Regions from separate parts of the Homo sapiens genome. Here region 1 is linked to region 2. A link is an interaction called in ENCODE POLR2A ChIA-PET data of the cell type or tissue named here. Cell type or tissue: CD4-positive, alpha-beta T cell. All regions are shown on one strand. Each heading gives the region's core, and the rest is flanking DNA. Links, peaks and the distances in the headings are about the cores only. Region 1 overlaps LOC105369673 (a long non-coding RNA gene). Region 2 overlaps PTPRO (protein tyrosine phosphatase receptor type O).

The links. ChIA-PET counts read pairs that join two places held together with the same protein. Peaks named below come from ENCODE experiments on the same cell type or tissue, not always from the same donor. Only the 100,000 strongest peaks of a DNase experiment are listed, where the experiment ranks them.
Region 1: POLR2A ChIA-PET joins it to region 2 with 5 read pairs; 2 of 35 experiments call an interaction of 5 or more read pairs at or near these places.

Annotation. Positions count from the first base shown.
Region 1 is chr12:15,273,096-15,284,637 of GRCh38, reverse strand. The region is part of intron 2 of LOC105369673 (a long non-coding RNA gene); the gene reads left to right. Among named protein-coding and RNA genes, the nearest start is that of PTPRO, 44 kb to the left of the region's middle. In CD4-positive, alpha-beta T cell, for the core only: no CTCF peak of the experiment used is centred there; no DNase peak of the experiment used is centred there.
Region 2 is chr12:15,556,497-15,568,038 of GRCh38, reverse strand. PTPRO (protein tyrosine phosphatase receptor type O) reads right to left here. Exons shown (of 27, transcript NM_030667.3): 16 at 10,516-10,584; 17 at 7,763-7,846; 18 at 2,411-2,446. Among named protein-coding and RNA genes, the nearest start is that of EPS8, 230 kb to the left of the region's middle. In CD4-positive, alpha-beta T cell, for the core only: no CTCF peak of the experiment used is centred there; a DNase peak (open chromatin) is centred at 4,158; H3K4me3 peaks cover 1,496 bases; H3K27ac peaks cover 1,931 bases.

The sequences.
Region 1 (11,542 bases), core at 4,182-6,681, 280 kb after region 2:
TTTATTTATTTTCTCTGGTTTTTCCCCCCATTTCAAGTAGGATGGTAAATCTGTTTTCCATTAGTCCATTTTTGGAAGAAGTGGAAGTTTCTCATTTCTGTTCATTTTAGAAATTGATTGTAATGGCTATCATATCTTTTAAAATATCCTCAAATATTTAGAGAACTAAATAAATGAAGTACAGAGTTGTCTATGCTTATTGTATTATGATACTGATTTTTATATTCCACCCATCAATTACACAAAGGTTTTCGTTAAAATTCAGTTATTGTATTTCTATTTTCCCTGATGTTGATCACTCTTGAAAATAAGTAGTAATATGTTGTATTTCTATTTTTAAAAATATTCAAAATCCATCAAAACTATTTGGGATATTTTTGATATAGGTTAAATAATAAATTTATGGCTGTATTTTTAAGCATGCAGATATGAGAGTTTTCGTAAGTGACATGATTTTCAGCAACAAAATCACATAGTGATCCAAACATTAGCTGATAGCAGTTCTCAAATATATTTTGCATGACAAGTCCCTTTAAAAACAGGTAGGTTCTGATTTGCATTTCTCTGATGGCCAGTGATGATGAGCATTTTTTCATGTGTTTTTTGGCTGCATAAATGTCTTCTTTTGAGAAGTGTCTGTTCATGTCCTTCACCCACTTTTTGATGGGGTTGTTTGTTTTTTTCTTGTAAATTTGTTTGAGTTCATTGTAGATTCTGGATATTAGCCCTTTGTCAGATGAGTAGGTTGCGAAAATTTTCTCCCAATTTGCAGGTTGCCTGTTCACTCTGATGGTAGTTTCTTTTGCTGTGCAGAAGCTCTTTAGTTTAATTAGATCCCATTTGTCAGTTTTGTCTTTTGTTGCCATTGCTTTTGGTGTTTTGGACATGAAGTCCTTGCCCATGCCTATGTCCTGAATGGTAATGCCTAGGTTTTCTTCTAGGGTTTTTATGGTTTTAGGTCTAACGTTTAAATCTTTAATCCATCTTGAATTGATTTTTGTATAAGGTGTAAGGAAGGGATCCAGTTTCAGCTTTCTACATACCATCTCACACCAGTTAGAATGGCAATCATTAAAAAAGTCAGGAAACAACAGGTGCTGGAGAGGATGTGGAGAAATAGGAACACTTTTACACTGTTGGTGGGACTGTAAACTAGTTCAACCATTGTGGAAGTCAGTGTGGCGATTCCTCAGGGATCTAGAACTAGAAATACCATTTGACCCAGCCATCCCATTACTGGGTATATACCCAAATGACTATAAATCATGCTGCTATAAAGACACATGCACACGTATGTTTGTTGCGGCATTATTCACAATAGCAAAGACTTGGAACCAACCCAGATGTCCAACAATGATAGACTGGATTAAGAAAATGTGGCACATATACACCATGGAATACTATGCAGCCATAAAAAATGATGAGTTCATGTCCTTTGTAGGGACATGGATGAAATTGGAAATCATCGTTCTCAGTAAACTATCGCAAGAACAAAAAACCAAACACTGCATATTCTCACTCATAGGTGGGAATTGAACAATGAGATCACATGGACACAGGAAGGGGAATATCACACTCTGGGGACTGTGGTGGGGTGGGGGGAGGGGGGAGGGATAGCATTGGGAGATATACCTAATGCTAGATGACGAGTTAGTGGGTGCAGCGCACCAGCATGGCACATGTATACATATGTAACTAACCTGCACAATGTGCACATGTACCCTAAAACTTAAAGTATAATAAAAAAAAAACAAAAAAAAAACAGGTAGGTTCTCACTCTTTGTTAAAAAAAACTCACCTTTACCTTGAAGGAATAGATTATATATTTATTTTGAGAAATATATCTTCTGGGTAGCACATTACTGAAAATCACTAGTTCTCCCTGAACAGGTCAGCAAATTGGGCTTAATGCAGCTTGAAACATCACTGGAAAAAAATTGTAAATGTTTGTGTGCGTTCTCTGGATGCTCAGATCCCAAACGTCTCACTAATCATGATGGCTCCACATTATCATTTGCAAACATTTCAAAGCAGCAAACACACCTAGCATGAGATTCAAACAGCCTGGATAATTTCAAATCATTTTGGCTTACTTCCTGTCTTATCTAATTACATCCTCATTGTTTTCAACCTTTTGATGTGCTTATAAAGAGATCAAATTAGAAATGGAAGTTTCTGCCAATTTTTCTTTGTCTGTGAATTATTGGTATTATGTTTAGTCCATGTTTTTTGCAAGATGGCATGAAGTCTATGGCATGAAGCCAGCACTGACCCCTCCTCTATACTTAGAATTTCTGCCTTTCTCCCAGCATGCCTTGGTGACCATATGTGACACTTGCTTCTTTTCCATATGAATACATTAGGACACCAGTATAAATCCATATATGATGTGTTAGAAAAGCTTACTTTCTTATTTTTTAAATTTAAAATATATAATTAAAAGTTCTTATATTTTGGTCCACATTCCACCATGGAGAGAGGATTGGCTTGGCTTTAAGGTATAATGTCTCTTGTTGATACACTCAGCTAAATTAGAGAGCTACAAGAAAGGACAGAATTAGACTCCTAAGGCTATAGCTATTGAGTAATGGAAGCAGACAGATCACTCAGGCAACTACTGTCACAATAACGAGCCTTTAAGAAGAAAACCTTCTGAGAATGAAGGGACATATAGGGATTGCACTTAAAAAAATTAAACTCATGTAACTACTACTGGAATATATAACCAAATCTCTTGTAAAAGAAAACTCCTTGCCAGTTAAAGAATAAGACCAAATTGATGTACTTTCCTGCATCAGAGAAATCCTATACCCAGTACCAGGAAATTCTATGCACAGATATATTAATCGATACATTAATGGAGCTGAAGTTCTGCTGTCAGCAGATCTTGTCATTCAATGAAGCATGTCCAGGTGGATAAAAACATGAAGAATTACTTTCTAAAGAACAGGTTTTAGTTTTGGAAAGAATTTTATGACAGTTAAGTAGGTTTTTTTAATACCAAGCTTGCACTCATTTCCCTGATTTAGAGGTGCAATGTTTCTGTAGTGTCTAATTTTAAACTTGTCCTGTCAGGTTTGAAATGTATGATTTTGGCAACCTTTGCAACTGTGCAAAGCATGTATTTCAAGATACTGTGGTCTTTAGGCTTCTACTTCCTCAGTACTAGATTGTTCCCAAAAGAATGTATGAAGGATGAATGGATCAGAAAAGACATTACGCTGGAGATGAGAATCAAAATCCTGACTCTAAAGTATTTTGTTGACAGTTGGCTTTTTACCTTCCACATTGAAATACTCTTTGTGAGGGTCATGCGGTTTAACTCATTGCTACAACTTGGAGGAAAATGTGCAATGTCAAGCATTCCTGTATGGTCCAAAACCTGCCATAATGGCTGCCAATGGCTCTTCCTTTTCTGAAAGGAGTATCTGAGTTTCATGATGTCAGATAATCATCCTTGCAATAGGAAATTCAAGTTTCTGGAAGCTCCTCTTTCCTTGCAAGTCACTGTCAATTCAATCATTGAGTAAAGTGTTCCTGTGTGACAGGAGCAGATTAGCAGATGATCCCAGAAAAATCTAAGCACTGAAGATAGAATGCTAAGGATTTTTTAATTATTTCTTTATTTTAAAAAATTGATACTTCTTTCCTCTTTTTACGTCATGTTTCACTCATCCCCCTTAGAACTATTGGCAAGATCATGGGCTAAGAGAAAATTTAAAAGTATTTATTGAATTTAGAAACATCAGCAAGAATTTATTCTACCTTCAATATGAGATAGCTCTGTAGCAGTACTATAAAGTAGAATAACAGATTTTACAAACCATGCTTTTCATTTTATGATGTTTTTAAAGATGTGGTTCATGTACATATAATTCATGGTGAAAGATGGAATAATTTTAAGTTATACATAGATTAATGCCCATATGTAAATGTATATACACACATTATTTCACTGTGTAATTGGTAAATCTCATTAGTGCCTCAAAATCAGGGTTGCAGAATTATGATTTTTTTAGGGTAAGGCTAGTTTTTTGAAAAAGGAGTTAGTTTGAAAACTACTTACAAACAACTGTTAGGTAAATAGCTGTATAAGCAATATGCAAATATGGGAAAATAATGTAGGCAGTGTGTATGAATAGCTGAGATTGGGGAAACTGCATTGTATTGCTCTGGTGGCGTGTGTTTACTATAAGGTCTTTGCTGACAAGGATTTTACATGCTGTTTTAGGCCAGGGTTCTGAGAAGCAGAGCCTGAGGCAGGGATTTTTGTCCAGGTGAATTACTGAGGGAACACTTTCAGGACAAAGCTATAGGGGAGGAAGGGAAGCAAGATAGGGCAAGATAAGCTAGGTAAATCAAGGTTTTAGGAGAATATTAGCTTCAGACTGATCCCCCAAGGAATTTTGATGTTTAAATGCAATAAAAAGTTTGCGTTGCCCATGGGTGAGGTGGCTGAACTGTTGTAACCTCACTTCAGTCTGCCACAGGCCATAGGACACTTGTGGGATTAGTACAATTTTTCCAGTCATGTCCTGGTAAGGTGGCAATCCTCTGGAACAGTCACAGCGACTGGTTGATGAGTGCACTGGCCTGGTAAGGGAATCTGGACAGGACACCAGGAGTGTCTGCAATGCAATTTTAGGAGAAAAAAAATACTCAAAAGAATAGTAAACACCCCAAATACACTGAGATCGCCAACTGTTAGCTCTTAATTCAGGAGGACTTTGGAGCCAACTAGCAACAATGATATGTCATTTGTGGGAATTCCTGGCAGCAATCCTTAGGGTCATCTTAACCCTCTCCATGATGTTTTCACGTTTTCTATGCCAGCCTTCCTGGGCCTGATGCATCAGGTGACATTCACTGTGTAGTAACCTGCTGGAGGTCGGAGACTGGCCTTATCTGATGGATACCTGCCCTGGGTGTTCCATGTATGTGGTCCTACTAGCTTTATGCACTCTCAATTCCATAGAGCCATCACAAAAAAGAAATATTTCCTCTTCCTTAGATAGTATATCAGACAGAGATTAAATGTACATAATCAGTTAGTTGTGGCAGGCACTTAGAGGAGAGAAAGATTAGGTTTCAATTTGTGGGAGACATGGCTTCCGGCAATGGCTGGCCCACTACAGGGCATGCCAATTCATTGCAGTTGACCACATATTTCCGCCTAATATCTTGTGAACACAAACCGGATGCATCTGATTAAGTGCTCCCAGCTCTGGCTGTAATAAGTGGCTCGCTGGCAGTGTGCCTCCTTCCAGCTATTCTGGGAGCTGGGCTTGGAGCTGCTGAGATTTGGCATGCGCACCTCAGAGGCTTCCTCAGCTGGGCCAGGTGCCTGGCAGCACTCCTCTTCATTATTTTATTCTGTCTCCTTGTAGCTTCTCCCCACAACCCCACTTTTCCCTCTAAGCCATGCCTTGCTCAGCAGACCTTGCCTCGCTTTGTTCCCCATGGACTCTACATATCTTCTTTTGGCCTGGCTGCCTGATTTGGAGCAGTGCAGAGAGCCCCAAGCCAGGATCAGCTGGAGCGCCACTTGCAGTGAGCACGTTTATTAAATTTGGTCAACGACAGCCAGTTCAGGTCCCTGGCAAGCAAGCCTGTACAAAGTATTTCCTGTTGGAGATGATGATAGATGGTTTAGTGATTAACAACACAGACTCTAGAGCCAGACTCACGCATTTTGGCAATGTCACTTATTGGCTATGTTGCCTTGAGCAATTTACTGACTTTCCCATGACTCAGAAAGATCATCTATAAAATGGGAATAATAATAGTATCTCCTTCATAGGGTTGCTATGAGGATTAAATGAGTTGTTGCATATAAATGAGTATGAATAGGTCCTGGCACATAGAAAAATGCTGATGAAATATTAGCAACTTTTATTAGCATTATTTATATAGCTAATGTAATTTTTATTATTTAAGTATCTCACTTCTTCTAAGCAACTGAAGGTCTCTAATATTGTAGCTGAGGAATTCTCATTATAACTCTGTGTTATTATGTTCTATCTTGTCAATAACAAAATTGCAGCACAAAGAAATTGACCTTGTCTCACATTAAAGTACTAATTTTATTCAGTAATTTAAAAAAATGAGTTTGACTTATTTCTAATAAGTTGGAAAGATACACAAAATATATAATTGAGGAGCAACTGAAAATCAGAAAACAATATGCATGATATGATCATATGATTCCATTTCATGTTAAAAACATTTCTATATGTAATAATGTATGCGGTTATAGTCATATAGACATTATAATGTGGAGAAAATTATTAATCTTTATGATAACTGGCACAGAAATTATTTTTAGGAAGGGATCATCTTTGCTGAAAAGAAGCTTTGAAAAGACCCTTGTACATCAGAAAAGTGCCTCAGCCTGAGGGCTGAAGTTCAAGGGGAAGGAGGCAGAGGCTCAGTATTATAAAGGAGGGCAGTGGGCAGGTTCAAGGCTCGGTGCAGTGTTAGGGAAGGTCAAAGAGAAGCAAATTCCCAACTGGTGGTGGTGGTGAAGGAAGACTTAGAAAAGAATTGCCATAGGGTGAAGAAGACTTCAGCAAATTCTGCATCACTCCTAATGCTCTGTGGAGTGAATTTCCTTTGTGTAGAGTGTAGAAAAATGCTACCATCAGCTTCCAGGTTGGAAAGGGGAAAAGATGGGGTTCATCTGGAGATGGCCAGCATCTGAGTTACAGGTACAGGTACATGGACATGCATATATGAGGATATACACACACAGAGGCACAGACACACACACACATACACAGACACAGACACACACACACGGACACACACACACACGCATCAGTCAAAACTAGGAGACCACAACCCAGCCTGCTGTGTGGTTACATGAACAGGAGTATGGGATTGTACTGTGTAAAGAGGGTTCATAGTTTAAACTCTCTGTCTCTCTCTCTTTCTCCTTATCATGAGGAGCATGTATATATGTTTATATAAAAAGGCAAACAGTGTGTTTCCATGCCTCTTGGTGGAATGCAGCATAGGGCCTCTATCAATCTAGCTCAGGATTTCTGAGGCCAGGAATCCATCACCGTTGCCTTTACTGCAGGTATGAGTGCCGGGGAGGAGCTGGGCTTCTGGGATCAAAGTGTGTCTGTTTAGCTATTCAGCACGGAGGGCCCTGCTCTCCGTATATTTTTTGCTAACTTTCTTAAATGGTCCAACAGGGAAGAAGAACAACTGACATTATATAATGAACAATTCTATTCCAGGCACACTCCCTTATGTTTTCACCTTTATCATCCTTATTAGCTCCCCTAGTTAGTTATTGCAGGATCCATTTTACAGATGAAGGAATTGAAGCTTAGAAAGATTTAGCTAATCGCTCAAGGTCATACAACGAGCCAGTCCTGAAATCTCTGATGAAACTCAAGTACTTTTTGTTGTTGTTTCTAATTCCAGTCCCAACTTCCTCCCACCAAATGGGGTCCCAACCTTCCTACGAATAAATGTTCAACCCCCAACTCCCCAGGAGCACCCAGTTTCTAACTTTTTATCTGATCTCATGGCCCCCTATTACTCCTTGTTGATAACCCCTGCAGGGCGCCCTCTTCATTCTTCACATGGTTTGTAATTCTGCCAATTCCTTTTCCAATCGCTCTGTAGTTTTCTTTTGTTTTAGTCTAGTTATCATATGGAATTTTTCTTTTTCTCAGTCTTTTCAAGAAATGTTCTAATGGACTGGCTCTTTCAGGGTAGAATATTTTTTCCCCTTTTTCCATTCCTTGAGACACAATTGCTTAATAAATACCGGATGGACAAATGAATGAACGAATGAATGGATATGTTAGAGCTGTATCACAGTCTGGGGTTTTCTGACAGGCTGTACCCTACTGGACACTTCTTTGTCCCTCTTTTTTTTTTTTTAACTCAAAGTGAAAACATTCTCTTTTCCCCCACAACCTTTTCCTTTATTTCCACCTTCAAAGTTTGCTTCCCTTCCTTTCTCCGCACGTGGTCCTGTGGAACTCCCAGAAGCTGTGTGTCCACAGTAGCAGCAAGACTTGCTCCTTCTGAGAAAGGCTTAGCAAAGGAAAACAGAGTCCAGGTGGTTCCCAGGCCTCATCCAGTGAGATAGATGAGAGGCCCATTAACAAAACTAGAACCTTTTCCATAGCTTTAGCATTTGTGGATGCCAGTTATATTATGTGAATCGCTGACTCTTGGTATTTTAAAACTATAAAACATAAGTCCTTGAACCATATTCGTATTTCATTTATGAGAGTATGAAGTCTCTTGAGAAGAGAGTGTCACGCTTAAATCACTACCATCCATTAATCCTGATGGGAAGAGGAGGCCATTATCTGTGGGAATGTGCCGAAATCCTGCCATCTTGTGGCCAACTGAAATATGACATTTGTTAGTTTTTAAAATTCTGACACTGAGCGAAGAACCGCCAAGTTGCCAGGAATTCCTTGCTTTAGAATCAGTCTTCTTCATGCACTGGGGAAAAACTGACCTTCCTTCCAGCTCATCTCTTTGGTGCTTAGCATCTTCTCTTCTGGAAAAAAAAAATTTTCATTTTTTCCCAAAAGTTATTTCATCCGGTGGAAGGTTGGATTGTTAATCCATGCAGCCAAATGACTGCTACTAGAAAGGATGTGCTAGGTTTTCTATTGGATATTTTGATGTCTTTGAATTTTAGGAAGCAAAACCAATCAATCAATATCTCACGTGTGCTTTCCTTCACTTTTCTCCCGTTGCCTGACTGCGCAGATATCAGTCAGGATCCCAACAAGCCTTTAGTAGACATGAGGGTAAATGAAAGAAAAATAGGCCAGGTGTGTAATCCTAGCAATTTGGGAGGCTGAGGCAGGTGGATCACTTGAGGTCAGGAGTTCAAGACCGAACAGCCTGGCCAACGTGGTGAAACCCTGTCTGTACTAAAAATACAAAAATTGGCTGGGTGTAGTCCCAGCTACTCAGAAGGCTGAGGTAGGAGAATCGCTTGAACCCAGGAGAGGGAGGTTGCAGTGAGCTGAGATTGTACTACTGCACTCCAGCGTGAGTGACAGAGTGAGATCCTGTCAAAAAAAAAAAAAAAAAAAAAAAGGAAAATAAGTGATAAGATGGTGATTCCTCCATGAGACTGTGAAAGACCTATATGAAACTCCACTAGGATCTCAGTAGATGTGAAAGGCAGGCTTAATGAGGATCTCACTGACTACTTTAATTACATTTATCCTAGTAATGCCCAAAGAAGGAGGAGGAATCTGAAAAGCCACTGCCACACACAGGTCCTGCAAATGTAGAAACTGAAGTCATGTGGGAACTACTGATTTAAGGTCCCTGCCATTACACAGATAGTACAGAGACCCTGTAAAAACAATGGGTTTGGTACACATTTATCATAATTTGATTAGAAATTTTGGTCACCGACACTGCTGTCCTAAAAGTTCAGTTATTATTAATTTTTAAATATTGCAGTTGAATAAAAATGAGCTTTTTGTTCTGCTAGTTTTTAAAGCAACCCTAAGCACAGTCAGAGGAATACAAGTATTTCTAGATGTTTCAAATTATTAACAATTATTCATTCCTTCTTTCTATGCTAATAAAAACCAAACTCCTAAGGGCAATCATAGAGACTATGAATTGTTCTGGGGAAACTCGTTGTCTTTTTTGCAGTCATGACACTCAGAGGTAAAGTAAAATAGGATGTGGGTGAAATGTTTTCTGTGTGCAGGATCATTTTTAATGGTAAGGAGTAGGACTGCTGGTACAGGTTGTACTTTGTAGTAATGACTCATTCTTATAAATCATAGTTCTGTAAACACTTGAGTTGATGTGAAACTTTTCATAAAGCAAGTTTTATGAAATTAGAAGGCGTATGCCTTGGTTACTTCTGAAATAAAGTCCTGAGGCTCCTATGTCATGAGCCCTGGTGTGCTGATGTAGATTCCTGGGCCTCTGCCAGTCCTATCAGATCAGACAATCTGGAAATGTGGCCCTGGACTGCGTTTTTGACAGTCAGGTCAGGTGATTCTTGTGCGCACCAATATTTGAAAACCATTGTTCTGGAGTTCTCAACTTAGCAGAGATCTTTTAAAAATGACGCCTAGTTCCACCCCCGTGAGGTTCTGAATTAATTGGTCTGGTGTGTGGTGTGGGCATCTGGAATTTTAAAAGCTCCTCAGGTGATGGTAATGTGCAACCAAGTTTAACAACCAGTGCTCTAGGACAGGGATTGGCATTTCTTTCTTTTTTTTTTTTTAAAACAAAAGGGCTAGATAGTAGATTTTTTGGCTTTGTATGTAGGCTTTGCAGTTCCTGCAAAGAGAAAAGGAGAATGTTTCCACCAGTGAATACACACCTTCCCCAGGAACAAGCATGGAATTTGAACACAAAAATTTAACTTAAATTTTTTTTGCACAAATATGAAAAAAATTCTCTGCCTCCACATTAAAAGTTCACTGTTGTGAAGGTCAGTGATTTATGGCGCACACCCTGTTCTTCAGCTGTTTGGATTAGAAACTGGACTACACAACACCCTTTTCAGTTTCAGTTCACTTTAACCTAGGTCAAAGCTGTGTGGTGACTCCCGGCAGATTAAAGTTTGAGGGACTAATGTGTGGGTTCCCAAGTAAGTGCCCAGAGACTGTGGAGATTTAGATGGGGCCCATCTTACAACTGCTTTCACTTTCACACAATGGGAGATGAGAAATTAAATACGCTTTCATCAAAATGGACTAAATTTGACCCTCCCCACACCATTGCTTTGAATTGGGTTAAATCACTTATCATCTCTGAGACTCAGTTTCCTCAAATGTGAAACAATAACATGTCTCAGGATCTTTGGGAGCATTCCAGGGGATCAAGAAGATACAGGGCTGAGTTCATGGTTCACATCGATAAATATTGGCTTCCTTCCTCGGCCTCCGTTAGTTTTTCAGAGAAATGAAACTTTGTTTCCTGGTGCGTGCCTAGTGATAAATATATTCTTTATACAAATTTTTAAATTCTGCAATGCTGTAAAGAGACCATCATGCCCACAAGTAACCAGCTTTAGTGAATGAGCTGACTTAACAGGCACAACCTGAACACAGTCTTATGTTTTTCTTCCAACTACTACCTTCGGGTTTGCTCTGTCTTATTTGTCTTCATCCCTTAATGTATCTTGGTGATTCCACAGTTTTCCAGTCCCTTTTAGGTATTATAAGAATATTACGGCCGGGCGCGGTGGCTCACACCTGTAATCCCAACACTTTGGGAGGCCGAGGTGGGTGGATCACGAGGTCAGGAGATCGAGACCATCCTGGCTAACACAGTGAAACCCCGTCTCTACTAAAAATACAAAAAATTAGCGGGGCGTGGTGGCGGGCGCCTGTAGTCCCAGCTACTCGGGAGGCTGAGGCAGGAGAATGGCGTGAACCCGAGAGGCGGAGCTTGCAGTGAGCCAAGATCACGACACTGCACTCCAGCCTGAGTGACAGAGCGAGACTCCGTCTCAAAAAAAAAAAAATATATATATATATATATATTTTTTATATATATAACTAGTTATATATATAGT
Region 2 (11,542 bases), core at 3,141-5,640:
TTTTAGAGGGCGTTATATCTTCCAGAGAATACCTTTAAACTGAAATGTTTTTACTTAATAACAATAACTCATTTATAAAACACGCTACACTTCATAAATAGTCACATGCATTATCTTGCTTAATTGATCCCTGAGGTAGGAATAGACAACATTAGCTCCATGCTCCAGCTGAGAGAGCCACGGCTAAGAGAGTTAAGTGAGTAGCCCAACATCACATGTCTACTAAGCAGTAGAATTCTCACTGGAATCCAGGGAGAGTAAGTCCTGGTTCAAAGCTTTTCCCACTTCAAACTTGTTATCCTTCCAAAAGAATGGGCTAAAGTTGGGACTCCTCTCCTGGAATGAACCCCCTTAGAACTGCACTCTCTGGCTGGTGTCTTTGGGCAGTGTATCGACCTTAAAGTTGGATTTAACAACTCTAGCTTTCATCTTGTTACTAGGAAAATGGGCACATGTATACAGAAGGCAAACCAGACAAAGTATTAATGGGTTAAAAGAAGTAAAAGCAAGAAGCAGAGGGAAAAGAGAGAGAGAGGAAGGAATAGCAAACAGAAGAATGGACATAAGGGAGAAGGAGAATGACAAGGAGAAGAAAAAGAAAGCTGGAAGGGAGTAGAGACCAAAAGGACAAATATCTACAGAGGAAAAAGAAAAAGAGGAGGTGATGGAAAGGAAGGATGGAATGAAGACAAGTGGAGATAGAAAATGGGAACCAGGGGGATATGGTAGTGGTGGGGCATTTGGAGGGAAAGAGAAATGGTAGAGAAGGCAAATAAAAAGGTGAGAGGAAAGCCTTTCAAGAAATGTCTTCTAGAGAAGGAGAGAGGAGTCAAAGGAAAATGAGAGGGGGGAAGGTGGAAGCCGAATTGATGTGAGTTTTTTTTTGCTTGTGGGTATGTTCTACCACTCCTAATCTCTACCCTATCTTTTGTCTGGGTCTTGCTTCTCCTTCTTTTCTTTGCCTGAGTCATGGGAGGAGCAAGCCTTGACAGTCTCTCCTTTTCGTCCAAGGACGCTATCTTCTAAATGCTCTAGTCTCTGCCTCTTTAGCTCACCTGCCAACCCAACCAACAGTTTTTGGTAACAAAGTCTTTCTGTTTCTGTGAAATCATCCCTCCCAGGTGATGGTACCCTCTCCTCTATTCAGTCTGGTCTTATCTCTCCTACATCAGTTGGTATAAGCCAGTGGAATGTATGCTGGTTTGAAATTGACTTAGAGGCTGGACACGGTGCCTCATGCCTGTAATCCCAGCACTTTGGGAGGCTGAGGAGGGTGGATCACATGAGGTCAGGAGTTCGAGACCAGTCTGACCAATATAGTGAAATTTCGTCTCTACTAAAAATACAAAAATCAGCCAGGCATGGTGGCGTGTGCCTGTAGTATTAGCTACTGGGGAGGCTGAGGCAGGAGAATCACTTGAACCTGGGAGACAGAGGTTGCAGTGAGCCAAGATTGTGCCACTGCACTCCAGCCTGGGTGACAGAGCGAGACTTCATCTCCAAAAAATAAAATAAAATAAATTAAAAAATAAAAATAAAAAATGAAATTGACTTAGAAAAAATTATTCTGTTTTCATATATGCCATAAAATTATATGCCACTCAAGACTAACTAGAAACATTTTTACATCAACTTTTCTTTTGGATTATGTCATGGATTACTCATGATTTCTTTCCATAAGCATAGATGCCACAGACCTGGCTGGACCCCCTAATTTCCTTCTTGTACTAATTCACCAATGTTCTATCCAGGCAGGTATCAAGAACAAACTCTATATAAAGGAAAGTTCCACTTTTCATATGTAGAATTATAACTAAGAAAAGGCATGGAGGTGATAATCTAATAGGCTTTTGAAATCAACTGGGGGTTAATTTTCACTTACCACAATAGTAATTCTTCTCATTTAATGGTTTAATAGATAAGGAAAACCACAGGCTAGATTAATTATCTTTTCTATTTATTATACAGGTTTCTTGAGAAAGCATTATCAAAGTATCTATTATAACATCAAATAGAGTAAAAGCCTTTTCCTGCAATAAACACAGAATTTCAAAATACTAAAAGGATTTTTGAAACCCTTTGATGTAGTTAAATATTAGATTTTCATATACTGTATTTAGAATACCATACTTCCTCCTCCAAGACTTTAAAAATTGCTAACGATCCACTCTCTCAGATTTGATATGATAAACATTGTCCTTATTTCTGATGTGATTTCTGTGATACACTTTTCTAGTGGCCACTGCCACTCAGGCATAAACAACCAGTACATTATTGTGCTTAGCTATTGTAATATGCATTTGCCTCTTTCTTAAGCGTCCCTTCTCTTTGAAGACAAGCAATCTTTAATTGGAACGTTAAGATTATTATAACAAACATCCTTTTAAATGACATAGTAAGAAAAACTTACTTTGTCAGTTTCCTCTTCTTTAAACCATTTTTACTCCTGATAATTAAAAAAGAAAAGACAAATTTATCTGGGCAGAAGAATTGATTAACATAATAATTAAACTTGAACAGCTTTAAATAATTACATCAGGTACCTCAGTTTTATTTAATTTTCATTAAACACATATCAGGTTTGTTTACTTTTCCTTACATGAGAAGATAATAATAATTTCAGATTCATTTTTTAAAACTCTACTAGATTGCATGAACATATCTGCACTTTATACTTCCCATTTGCCAAAAACTGAGTTCTAGAAATGAAATTTCTAACTGCTGTTGATTAAGTTGCTAAAGCAGTTTGTAAATATATAGAAGTATCTATCTACCACCTGAACACTCCAATTTCTACAGGCAGGAAGGAAGAATGGGGGAATAAATGGAGAACTAATAAAGAGACGGTGGAATGTTGTTTTCTTAATTAAAGACTAAAATAACATTTTCTGACATTTTTCTCTGGGGATGTGAATGTGTGCTGTCAGTGTGGACATGTACCTTGTATAATTCTACTATGGCGTTGTTTTTATTCCATCTTGAACTAATTTTTAAGCTATCTGAAGAACTGGACCTATTACCTGCTTGCTCTTCATCATTACTAGTCTATAAGCTCAAACACAGGAAATGCTAATGCATGCTTTAGTTAGTTACATTTGTTTAGGAGATAATTAAGGTAATGATTTTCACCCAACCAAGTAAGATAACTTACCTAAGTTAGCTAAGGCTAACAGTATCTATTGAAGCACTTTGTGATTGTATTCTTATTGTTGTCTATAAATAGTAAATACAGAAACATGATTGACTGTACAAGTGATGTTACAGCAAACTTTTTTGCAAGTAATTTTCAGAGGTCTTTACATAATTTTGATAGAAGCACCCAACTTTTCAGAAAATAAACAGTCTATAGTAAATAACCAGTTGTAATCTTAGTACTTTAATGTGTCCAAATATTTATTTATATTTAAAATTATGAATGTTTGGATATCTCCACTTCCTGAAAGCTTTTAGCAGGACGAAGCAGTACTTTGTGCTTTCACAGCACTTTGCAAACGGAGAGTTTCTCACATTGTGTGATTGTTAGTTGCAGGTACACACCTTGCTACACTCACTATAGCTTCCCCCCAGGGCTGAGCATAGTTAATGAAACACCTAGTGGGTGGTCAATAAATGCTTATTCAGTTGAACTGAAACAAAATAATCTCTGCCATGTTACCCTCTGAATTTCACCTAATGATTCCTTTAACAATTGAATACTAGACTTGGGCTTGTGATGTTCTGATTGAAAAGATGGGACTTGTGGATGAAGAGAAAATAATGCAGGTCAAGAAATGTAGGAACACGTCCACGAAGGCAAGTGGTGTTTGTGGTTTTCAGGTAGTTTTAATTTCTTCCCACTTCTAAGTGAAAACAATCCATTCAATGGTTCTTGTTCTATTTTTTCTCCCTCATCCTCTTTGTCTTCCACACTTGAGATTTAGAGGGAAAAATCAGTCCAGTTTTTACTTTGCCTCTCCCTGATCCCCTCAAAAAACACTATCATGTTGGACATAGCTGTATCTTATAGGCATTTGGGAACCTAAAGGAATATTTATTGATCATGTTTTTTATTCAGCCCCGTGATGGTAATTTAGTTAGTTTTAGGAGTTCCACATTTACTTCCTGTAGTAAGAGCCAATTACTTCAGTGCTTTCGGAAAGCAGAATGTCAGCGGAGATGACTAACAGCTCTGGTAAAGTCAGGAGGCTGCCAACACATTTTGTGATCAGGAGTGAACAAAAAAATACTTTCCTATCCAAACAGGCTTTAAAAGAAACTAGGAAGTAACAAATGTATGTAAGAGGGTAACACTGAATAAATTCAGTGCTGAAATATTAAGCTGCTACTACTCGGCAGCTGCGTAGAAACTTGATTCATGGAGGAGAGACACATTTTTTTTCTTTCAATCTCATTCATTATTGAATGAACTTTCAATATAACGTATAATTCCACTACATGTTTTGTATGACATATTATCATATACTTATTGGCATAAGTAATCATGATTTGTATACAATTTTCATTGTTCTATTTAGATCTTGCTGATTCCAAGGAGTTTCTGTATCCTAAGGCTGTGGAACATGACAGGATTGAATTATGAAACTCCACAGCAACACTGATAAAATGTTCCTACATTTTCAATTGCTGTGCTAATTCCGAGACTAAAACCAGGGGAAAATTCACGCAAATTAAGGCTTTGCTAGCAATTTTAACTTAAGCACATTCTGGAAAGAGCCAATATGTGCACATGTTACAGTGACGATTTTGTGTGACATGTAGGGTTCGCCTTTTCATTGCAAAAGATTTTCCAAATCAATAAATAACCCCCATCAGACATACCTACAGCATATATGCATAGAGGATTGTGCACTTTTAGTTTTTTCTCTTTCACTTATATTAGGTAAGGTTCAAAATCCTAATGACTTCAAAAAGTTAAGATACATTCTGCATAAATTAGCCATGGTTATGACAGTCTTGGAAAGCCATCCATACTGCAATTCATTCCGAAAAAGCAATAGCAAGGACATGAGATTTATAATAGTTAAAACAAGACAAAACAAAACTCTAAAAGTCTCCAATTTTGTAAGTGCTGCTTACTCTTTGATGAGCTAAGCAGAAACCATCCCCAAACCTTAAAAAGGACTTTAGTATATTATATCATTCTTCAAATAGAATGTGCAATCATCAGGAGTAAAGCTGAGCATTTTCAACTAAATGCCACTTCTTGCTTAAAATGCCAACTGCCTAGGATTGAGAACAAGCAGATAAATACCTGAGTACAGCATGAGGGTCATTATGGCAGTAAAAAAAAAAAAAAAGATTTAACACTGAATCTAGATATAGCTAGTTCAACTTAGATGATTTCTTTCAATAGGAAACATACTCTTAAGTTCTGAAAGTCAGAAATCCTTGCAGAACACAATCCTGAGACCAACCTAACTGGGTACTGGTGCTCCACACTGATTCTGCTACCACCCCAGGAAGAGATTCGAGCAACACTATGAGAGAGAGAAAGAGTTTTTTGATTTCCACACAAACCACTAGTGGCATCAGATGGGTTTTAGAAAATCAACAGGAACATATATTTCCAAGAAACCGACAGTTTAGAAAGGAAGTTGGACAGTGTGTTAGGCAGTGTGCGTCTGGGGAGATGGCTCTTGTTATTTGCAGCTGTTGTTCACAGGGTAGGTGAAATATGAAGACAAACACATCATTAGGAGGATTAAAAATGACTCTTTAGCCAATGAAAGCAGGGGAAAATAACCACAAGTTATTAGATGAAGCAAACAGGGAATTGGAGTGGTTGTGTGAGTAGAAGCTGTATTTCCACGAGCGGGGAGCATGAATTTCACTTCTTTTGTATCTGGCATTGTACAAAAGGGCTGAGAACATAGTTTATATCCAGTATGTTTTTACTAGTTGATATGTGTGAAATTTACTGAAGTTACAGAAAGCATGCAGCTCTATGTTTTACCTTCTCTTCTCAACTGGAGACAACCATTTACAGTTTCAAGGTGATTCTTCTAAAAATTACTGAAGGGTATTTTCTCCCCATAAGTTGGGCCTCGTGCTATTTGATTGGTATTAGAAATAGCAGACCTTGTGAGGGTTGCTGAAATTTGAGCATATGTTCATCAATGAGGCCTATTAAGGAATACATGCTTACTTGCACAGGCCTACCTTACAGAAGCTTAAAAACGCACTGTGGAAAATGAGAAAGTCTCAGAGAATTAAGCAAGGAAATGATATATGCATCTTTCTTTCATTTTATTTGCAATCTGGGATACTTTATGGGTATTTGCTGTTAGTATTTTAATGGTAGGCACACTATTTGAGGATGATTAGTAGATGTTCAGTTAAAAGTAAATGTATATTTTGAAGGTTGAAATGGAATTTATGTGTGCTATTCATACCTGAAAACTATTTGATGTCAAATACTGAAAATACGGAGTTGACTGTGCTGAAGCCCTATACTAAAAACTGTAACAATGAACTTAGAATAACAGTGAATGGGTCCTCAGCATCTAGCACATTCCTCTGACTTTATTACCTACACATCATGTCTACTTTGTTTCAAAAGCTTTCCTCTAGTCTCTTTTTTTAAAAGAAGATATGAATTCTGGAATTAACAATCTCTATTTTGAGGAAATCCTTTTTTATGTTCCTTCCAGTGCAACTTGAAATCCTAAATTCTGCCAGCTGTATTTATTCTGTCCTTGGAGGAGCTGGAGAACATTTGGTCAATTGTCTTTTTGAATAAATAAATGCTCCAGATTGCTTTTCATACCCGCACCACCACCCCATAAGCTATTTTTTTTCCAGTCTATGAGATATTTTTATTGTTTTCTTCTGAGACCTTTTCAAGTTGTCCACATTTATGGATCTGTCTGTACATAATTTAGTACCTAAACACTAGGTATTAATATTTAAGGACAATGATTTTCTTGTCAGTTCCCCTGGAAACTGCTACCTTTTATCTTATAGCACAGGAAAAGAAAGAGTTCTTAATTCTTTAGTCTCAGAATTCAAGGTTACTGTTATCATTACATATTAAAAAGTCAAAAGGAACACTTCAAGATTTGATTATTAAAATGATCCAGAAGTTAAGAAAATAAGAAATTAAAGGAGTCTGCTCTTTACAGAGGAAAGAATAGATTTCAGAGAGACCTGAGTTTGGAACCTGGATTCTGTACATAGTGGAATGTGCTACTAAGACAGTAAATCTCCGTAAGCCCCTATTTCCACATTTCTAAAATGGGACTAGTAATACTCTCTGCAGGATTGCGGGGGAAAATTAAATCAGATAATCATACAAAGAGGCTTGCGTATAGTCAGCTGTTTAATAGTCACTGAGTTAGCATTATTATAAAAACAAGGAGGCCTCAGATACAGAGGATTGTATAGACTCTGATTTCTCCATCTTAATGCATTTCTACCTTCTTGGAAATTTGGAGCTCTCTAATGGATGAAGATGATAATGGAAAATGGAAAGCATTATTTGCAAAGATGAGAGGCCAATGGATTGACTCAATGAAGAAACAAATAACTAGTACTAAATGGGAAAAAACGCTTGCCAACAACATCACGGAAAAAAATTTAACGGAAAACCTTATAGTTAATATCTTTGTACCGGTAACTGCTTTAATTCACTTCAATACATGATTAATAACTTTAGATGTTACTGAACATACAAAATAGTTAAAAAGAAACTTTCCTTTTTGTTTACTTCTTGAAAGCTAACTTTTAAAGAGTTTGTGTTAAACAGTAAAAAAAAATCACTTACCAAGGATTAATATAAAATGCCAAAAGATAATCAGTCCAAAGACATGAGGGTAGCAGGGTTAAGAAAGCAAATATACTCCTACGCCTGTGTGCATTAATAGACAACAGATGGAAAGATGAAAAAGTTGCAAGAGTTAGTAATATAAACTGTGAATAGATATCAGTAAATTACCTATTGGGATTAATTAATATGACAAGCACCTTAATTACAATTAAATATTAATCCATTCTGTGAAATATAAATGTGCGGGCTTAAATGCTACAATATTGACAAAATCAGTTTTTATTCACACATGACCTTATTGTAATCAGATATATTTCTTTCAACTTACTTTGTGTTAATTAGTCTGCTACCAGGTGATTACATTTTGCATTCAGTTAAATGAAGCACTTATATGCCTCATTAGTTATCTTGAAGCTTATTCTTGGATATTATTCTTCCTATGCTTAAGCCTATTTTAAGAAACCTCTGTAACATCATTTGACAGCTAAACAGCAGCTTGTGTGAGAAAATAAAAATGGTCAGTTTACATATACTGATTCCGGTGAAGACTAAGCTTTTAAGAGACATTCTTAATAAAGCTGCACTACTAGGTGTGACTTTCTGTATTGTTTTTAAATTACTATAAAATTTATAAATATAACCCTTAAAACAGAGGTATGGATGATACAAGGATATCATTCATTCAAGATAAGTAGCTCATCAACTACTTAGTCTGTGACCTCACTGATATTCAGCTAAGTAGGAGCAAAATAGTTTAGCTTCACTTCAATTCTAATTCAGACTGTTGATTTAAATGCCTGGTTTCAGATATTCAAACCACTTGTCAAATAGAACACCCATTAATATAGATTTTAAAATATCCTGTGACTGCATCTATAGTTATTCTGAGAATTAGGGGGAAAAATACTGTCACCTTGTCACTTCAGTTATTACAAATCTTCACTGAGATATCTATTCTCAGTCAGCTAGAAAATGCTAGAGTCGGCAAAACTGTCTTTGTGAAGAGCTGCAAAATGTGCTTGATTTTATAGAAAGATCCTGAAGTGAATTCTTTTTTGCTTCAGCTCTCCCATGACTGGTCTCCCATAAATTCCATGAATTGTGACTGGCTGTGAAGTTAGTTAATATCTATCTCTCATGAGTCACAAGTATTAAATACATATAATTGGATTGGTTCCTAGATGGGCCACTCATCACTGATCTCCCATTGGGCCTCCCAAGGGTGAACCAGGCATGAAACAAGTATCAGTGAGTCAACCTCTTAATTTTGGAAAGAGTGCTAATATATTTGAACAAACCTAGTAACGTTTCCTAACTTTTCACCATCAAGGGTTGATGGATTTCTTTTTCTTCACAGTTGGGTTGTTTTTTAATAGCAAAATTCTACTCATGTTAAAATTTTTAAATGGCACAACATATTGCCTTATTAAAAGAAATCTGGTTTCAACTAGATTTTCAACTAGAGTGAGTATCAGCTACACTGAGGGAAGTAAAATTTATATCCTAAATAAAGTTCTCCCTCCCTCATTGATTCTGTAAAATTTCCAGTCTCCCATGTGTATTTCTTTAAGATTAACCATTTTAGGGAGTTAGTAAACAGAAAGAAATAACTGAACAATGATTAATATGACATATATTCATTTACATATACTTTGCATAGTTTCTTGCAAAAGAAACAAACTAGACCATGTAAGTAGTACATGTTAGCTTCATGTTAAATGTTTACTTAATTAGTACTTTTGTTGGGCATTGATTGAACTGGATAGGATTGTTAATCTTCATCTATCATTGTCAGGTATAATGTCAACCAATTTAATCTCTTGACAATGCTCTTTAAAATTCGAACACTTCCTCCTTCCGGGTCCTTAATACTCAAGCATAAAGAAAAATGAAGCCATGTTTTCTTATGAAACTTCACTGGCTTTGATATTTATTTATCTGTAAGCATGAGAACTGAATACTGGGCTGTACAACTTTTTAACAGAAGTGGTGGCTCTTATTGCCTCAGGCACTGAAATGTGAGTTTAAAATGGAGATGCTGGGTTGGCATGGGGGCTCAGGCCTGTAATCCCAGCACTTTGGGAGGCCGAGGTGGGAGGATCACTTCAGCCCAGGAGTTCGAGACCAGCCTGGGCAATATAGTGAGACCTCATCTCTACAAATATCTAAAAATTAGCCAGATTTGGTGGTGCGCGCCTGTAGTCCCAGCTACTCGGGAGGCTGAGGTGGAAAGATTACTTGAGCCCAGGAGGCAGAGATTGCAGTGAGTTGAGATCATCCTGCACTCCAGCCCGGGTGACGAAAGAGGGAGATTCTGTCTCCTCAAAAAATACAAAACAATAAAAAATAAAATAAAATAAAATATAAAATAAAATGGAGAAGCCGATCTGTCGCAAGCTGCTTCATTGGAATCTCTTCTCGTGCCTTTAGCCACCACTTGTTCAGCGGCGCTCCTGCATTTAAGCCCTTTTTCAGCACAGGTATGGGCTCCTGCGTGTGCACCACTGTTTCAGTCCCTTGTTTAGTATTGTAAATACAGAGCAGACCATGATGCTTTCCCTACTTCAGAACTGCACTGAGCTTATATAAACCATTATATTCTGTGAAGATCTAGCCATTGAAAGTCTACCATCACCGAAATTACAAAAGGATAATCAGACAAAACTATCCCCAAAGGATAGTAAAATCGACTTTGGAGCACACACAGCATAGTTAAACTATGTAGAAGCTTGTTCCAAAACAATACTCACCAGTTGTATGGAAGCTTTCCATCCCTCTCTAAGGATGCAAAATTGACAAATGTACCAGCTCCACACTCCCTGTTTTAAAGGAACCACAAAATCAAGGTTACTGCTTGACAAAGCATTCTTACGTTGACCTAAAAGTAAAGAGAGTCTTTACCAGCTTATCATCACAGCATTAAATTAAAAAAAAGAAGAAGCTAGGCCAGGTGCGGTGGCTCACGCCTGTAATCCCAGTACTTTGGGAGGCCGAGGTGGGCGGATCACCTGAGGTCAGGAGTTTCGCCAACATGGCGAAACCCTGTCTCTACTAAAACTACAAAAATTAGCTAGGCGTGGTGGCACTTGCCTGTAATCCCAGCTACTCGGGAGGCTGAGGCAAGATAATTGCTTGAACCTGGGAGACAGAGGTTGTGGTGAGCAGAGATCGCGCCACCGCACTCCAGCCTGGGTGACAGAGCAAGACTCTGTCTCAAAAAGAAAAAGAAAAAAAAAAAAAACAAAATAAAAGAAGCTAATAGAAGTTCCATATGTTCCCTTTTGGCATACAATGCAAAACAGAAAGCTAAAACGAAAAGAAATAATCTTTTGCAAGTTTGCAAATCAAATTATTTGAGGCCAAAAGAATTCACTTCACAATCCTTTCCAAAGGGCATTCATGATTCTAAAAGAAATATTTGAACTATTTGGGGTATAATATTTATTTATTTTTTTACAAAGCCTTTAATAGTAACATAGAAACTCTCCTAGATGAACTGAGCATTTTCCATCTTTAGCAAAAATTCTTTGTAGGGTTTTGTTTATGGCATTTTGATTTCCTCCCTACAATGATAGTGGATCAAGTGGATTGTTTACTTCCTCCAAAATCTTTCTCTTATATTGTGATGCCCGTATTATTCATCACTGGAGATTAGAATAAAAGAGTGGAATGTATTGAAATAGGCAAGCTTCTGGTGTGCCTACTGTCCGGAATGTGGCCTATTAATCTGCTAGTAAAAACACTGTTGAAGTTTTTTTTTTTTTTCCAGAAGTAGAG